Regions from separate parts of the Homo sapiens genome. Here region 1 is linked to region 2. Evidence: chromatin loops called from intact Hi-C (ENCODE). Cell type or tissue: endothelial cell of umbilical vein. All regions are shown on one strand. Region 1 overlaps COL23A1 (collagen type XXIII alpha 1 chain). Region 2 overlaps COL23A1 (collagen type XXIII alpha 1 chain).

Region 1 (2,500 bases), 52 kb before region 2:
GAGTTGGTAGCTATACTTTTTCTGCATGTTTTCTGTATATTATATTTTATTAAATATGTGTACCATGGCAATATATTTTATTGTCCTACTACTTGTTATTTGTGTGTCTTTTCATCTGTTTTATCCCTTCATTTTTTTTTTCAAGAAGTATTTGTATGGGTCCGGGCATGGTGGCTCATGCCTGTAATCCCAGCACTTTGGGAGGCCGAGGCGGGTGGATAACCTGAGGTCAGGAGTTCGAGACCAGCCTGACCAACATGGTGAAACCCCGTCTCTACTAAAAATACAAAAATTAGCCGGGTGTGGTGGCATGCGCCTGTTATCCCAGCTCCTCGGGGCTGAGGCAGGAGAATTGCTTGAACCTGGGAAGCGGAGGTTGCAGTGAGCCGAGATCGTGCCATTGCACTCCAGCCTGGGCAACAGAGCGAGACTCCATCTCAAAAAAAAAGAAGTATTTGTATGGATGCTTGCAGGTCTAGTCATTTCCTGTGACTGTCGTTTCTACAATGGAGCACTGCAGCATGCCATCGCAGTGTATGAACATACTACTATTCATCTCGTCTGCTGCTGATAGACATTTATTTTTATTTAAGTTTTTGTTGTTTTTGCTATTAAAAAGCCTTGATGGACATTTTTAAAAATTCTGTATAGAAAGCAAATGCCACCTTAAGTTTGAAAATAAGTGACAAAATGAAAAAACAATTTCAACACATACAACAAATACATAGTTAATATGCATGAGATATAAAGTGCTCTTATACAAGAATAAGGACAAGCCAGAGGCTCTAGTAAAGAATGGGCAAAGATGGGAAACAGAGGTTGCAGGGAGCCGAGATTGCGCCACTGCACTCCAGCTTGGTGACAGAATGAGACTCTGTCTCAAAAAAAAAAAAAAAAAAGAATAGGCAAAGGATGTGGATAGGGATCCCCACAGGACATTGGCAGGACGTGGAGGTGGACTGAGTGAGGGGGAGCAAGGGAGAGGGAAGATCGGGTGACTCCCGGTTTTTGGATGATGCCCAGATTTTTGAGTTGGGAACTCACTGGTGCCACTTGCCAGGATGAGAGCAGGACCAGGATGGGGACGATTAAGAGTTTGTTGAGATCTGTTAATTTTGGCATGACTGTGGGACATATGAGAGGAGATATGCAATCAGCCCTTGGATTAAATGGCCCAAAAAAGGTGGAGGCAGCAGTGCAGGGCCCGGCCGGAGTGGGCATTTGTCACAGTGATTCTGACTACATCTGTACACACGGTGCCGGGAGTGATGCTGCTATGCTGGCTGCCTTCCTTAGCCCAGAGTCCAGCAGGCCTCTTTGTTCTTTACAGAGTTTGCCAAGGTTCCCCAGAGAAACAGAACCAATAGGGTGTGTGTGTGGGGGTGAGGGGGGGTATGTGTGTGTGGGTGTGGGGGTGGGTGTGTTTGTGGGTGGGTGTGTGTGGGTGGGTATGGGGGTGTGTGGGGGGTGGGTGTGGGTATGTGGGTGTAGGTGTGTGGGTGTGTGTGGGGGGTGGGTGTGGGTGTAAGTGTGCGTGTGGGATGTGTGTATGGGTGGGTGTGGGGTGTGGGTGTGTATGGGGGTGTGGGTGTGGGTGTGTGTAGGTGGGTGGGTGTGGGGGTGTGTAGGTGGGTGGGTGTGGGGGTGTGTGTCAGTGTGTGTGGGGGGTGTGTGGGGGGTGGGTATGTGGGTATAGGTGTGGGTGTGGGGGTGTGTGGGGTGGGTGTGTGGGTGTGGGGGGTGTGTATGGGTGTGTGTGTGGGTGTGTGGGGGGTGGGTGTGTGGGGGGTGTGTATGGGGGGTGTGTGTGTGTGGGGGGGTGTGGGTGGGTGTGTGTGGGGGGTGTGTGTGTGGGTGGTTGTGGGGGTGTGGGTGTAGGTGTGTGTGGGGGTGTGTATGGGGGTGTGTGGGTGTGTTTGTGGGTGTGAGTGTGTGGGTGTGGGGGTGTGTATGGGGATGTGTGGGTGTGTGTGTGGGTGTGTGGGTGTGTGTGCCCACACGTGCATGCATAAAGAGATTTATTTGAAGGAATTGGCTCACGTGATTATGGGGACTATCAAGTCCAAAATCTGGCCCAGGAGAGCCAATATTCTTACCCATGTTCTTTCCCATGTTCTCGCCACCCGCCTTTTTTCTCACTGCCGGTCATAGAGGTGACTTGGGCCAGGGCTCGGCTCTGCTGAGTTCCGAGTGTGCCCCAGGGGCTGATGATTGAAAGTCATTTGCATTTAGCTCGGTGCTGGCGTGAATCAGATACTGTCGGGGTACTTGCCACTCAGTGTCACGGAAATGTATTCCCTACGGGGAAATAGTTTGGAAATACCTTCCCTGAAAAGCCTTCTCTACCTTTTGCAGCTGACATTTCCTGTTTTACTTCCCAAATTGCCTGAATTGAGCAGAGTTTGGGAGCTCTGTGGACCCAGGCGCTCCCAGAAGGATGCCCCCCAAGCTTGGAAGGCCACTCTGCATGCGAGCGGCTTCCCTCCGGCTTCTCTGCCCT
Region 2 (2,500 bases):
TATGTTCCAGTTCATTAATTCTTCAGCTTTATCTAATCTCCTATTTAACTCACCCATTAAATGTTTTTATTTCAACCATTATACTTTTTGTGTATAGATGCTACATTTCCCCCAAAACTTCTTACTCAGTCCTCGTAGTCTCTTCTTGTTTCCTTATCTTTGTGATTACATGTTTCTGTAAACATTTTATGTGTAGCTGTTCTGTAATTCCATTTCTGGTCATTTCGGTATGGAGGAGAGACATCTTTGTTGCTTCTTGTTTCTCCTGACTCTCATCCACAGGGCCTTGCCTTCTTCCACGTTAATCTTTGATTATGAGCTCATTGCTTGACCATCATTTGTGGGACTCCTTACTCTAAATTGGAGAATTTTTCCTCCAGGTCAGATTTGCTTCTCCAACGGCCAGCAGCCCTGGGGATACACTGCTGTGGAACTATATGAGCCATTTCTGAGGATCTTGATGCAGCAAAGCTGGACATTCCAGCCCAGTTTCCTTTGCTGTTGACTTGAGGCTCTGTGTCCTGATAGCGATGCCTCTGTTGCCATTAGGACCGCGTGGCTCCTCAGGTTCCTTGCTGCTCTGGCACTGCACAGCTCATGGTTTTGTTTTCTATGTAGTGGGTGGGATCCTTGACAAACCATTTGCTTCTTTTGGTAGCAGTACTGACTCAAAGAGTGTTTCCTATCCACAGAACACCGTGACAGCCATTATACCAGACGTAGAGTTCTGAGATGAGATTTTTCAGTCCTCAGCCAGGAAACCAAATGGAATTCTAGGAGCTTAAGACAATGTGTCTCAGGAGGACAAGGATCCTCTCAGAGAGGCCCAATGAAGCCACTGGGCCTTAAAAATCAGGTCTCACGCTCCCATGTTTCAGAAGGCTATTAGTCACTGTGTTTTTTATGTAAGATTTCACATGAGAAATTTCTTTCAGAATTGAGTGCCAGGAAAAGCTTTGTTTTGCCAGAGGGATTAGCCTACTTCCTCTGTCTATGGCAAGAGCTTTGTAATACATCTTATTTCCCTTTTTGCCCAAGCTGCCAGGAAGCAGTCATTGATTAAAAACAGATGCCAAATCATATTGGCTTGTTTAGTCCTTAGAATGGGCTTCCTCCTCTTTGTCATAGTCATGATTTCTACTTGTATGTCTATAGTAACATTTATAGCATATCTACCTAAATAGCTCTTTTATGGGAAGAGGCAAGTTATAAGTAAAATAAGTTAAAGTTTATAAATATTTTACATTTACATTTTCTTCCCATGTATTCTTAAAATATCAAAAAAGATTAATCTGAAATATTTATGCAAATTAGTCCGGCTACAACTTCTGAAGCTTCATCCCTAAGACATGAGTAAGTGAGCGTGGCTTCCCGTAGAACAAGAAGGCATTCCTTTCTCTGCCCTTCTTTCTCATGGGCAGCTGTGTCCAGACTGTTCTGAACTGGAGTCTCCATTTACCTCCCTTTCCCTTCATTGTGGAGCAGGGGCAGAGTGAGTGGCTTCGGGGCCTCATCTTGTTTAAGATTAAAAACTAAACCGTGTATATACTAAGACATTTCCCCAGAGAGTTGAGAGTATACTAACACACATTCTGTTCCCAGCAGGTGAAAGGGGGTCGGTATTTTAATCCCTCATATTATGGATGGCAGCACTCAGGTACCCTGGACAAGCTCGTTCAGTGAGAATCCTGCCTCCTACCCTGTCCCATGCGTTGATTCAGTTATTGACTATCCCTTCTGACCAAAGGGGTGAAATGAAGCACTTAAGAACATGGGTTTGGAGCTCGACTGCCTGGTTCGTATCTCTCTGCCACTTACCATAGACTTACTTATTTCAGCAAAGTTACTTCCCTCTCTGGGCTGTAGTTTTCTCATCTGAAAAATAGGAAAAGTAATAGTGTCTATTGCCCAAAGTTGTCATGAGGACTAAAAGACTCAATATAGGGAAGGTGCTTGGAACGGCTAGAAAGCATTCACAGATGTTAACCATTGTCAATGCTATGGGGATTCCTTCCCATCTTTTACTTACCCTGTCTCCTGAGCCTCTCTAGCTCAGCCCCCACTATTTTCATATTGCAGCTTGCTGTTTCTTGGTCCCCGTGCCCTCTCTCCTTCCTCCCCCTTCCCACTCTCCTTGACCAGCTTCTTCCATCCCTATGGTTCTAGCCTCCCTCATAATCTGAGGCTAGCAAATTCCTTCCCAGTCTGTTTTCCATGCATTGGTGCCCTACAGTCAACTCCCCACCCTTCTCCCCCATCTCAGAGTGGCATCTAGCATCTCTCCAGAGGATTCGGGCTGTTAAGTTTAAATGTTCTTACATTCATTCATTAATTCATTCATTCCAGTAGTGCCTCTGGGTCTTTCCCTCACTGAAGTTCACGATTGGCCTCAGGTCTGGGGCTATGTCAGACCATCCTCTATGCCCTTGACTTTGATCACTTATGATTCTCACCATGAGCAGAATATTAACCTCTGTAACCCAAATTCATCCTCTCTGAA

Evidence for each region. Hi-C counts contacts between places; a loop is a spot of excess contacts. Peaks named below come from ENCODE experiments on the same cell type or tissue, not always from the same donor. Only the 100,000 strongest peaks of a DNase experiment are listed, where the experiment ranks them.
Region 1: it touches region 2 in a loop (10-fold over the local background); 2 of 110 quality-filtered maps call a loop at or near these places.

What each region holds. Positions count from the first base shown.
Region 1 is chr5:178,546,953-178,549,452 of GRCh38, reverse strand. The region is part of intron 2 of COL23A1 (collagen type XXIII alpha 1 chain); the gene reads left to right. Among named protein-coding and RNA genes, the nearest start is that of COL23A1, 42 kb to the left of the region's middle. In endothelial cell of umbilical vein, no CTCF peak of the experiment used is centred here; no DNase peak of the experiment used is centred here.
Region 2 is chr5:178,495,292-178,497,791 of GRCh38, reverse strand. All of the region lies in intron 2 of COL23A1 (collagen type XXIII alpha 1 chain), which reads left to right. Among named protein-coding and RNA genes, the nearest start is that of COL23A1, 94 kb to the left of the region's middle. In endothelial cell of umbilical vein, no CTCF peak of the experiment used is centred here; a DNase peak (open chromatin) is centred at 961; H3K27ac peaks cover 1,592 bases.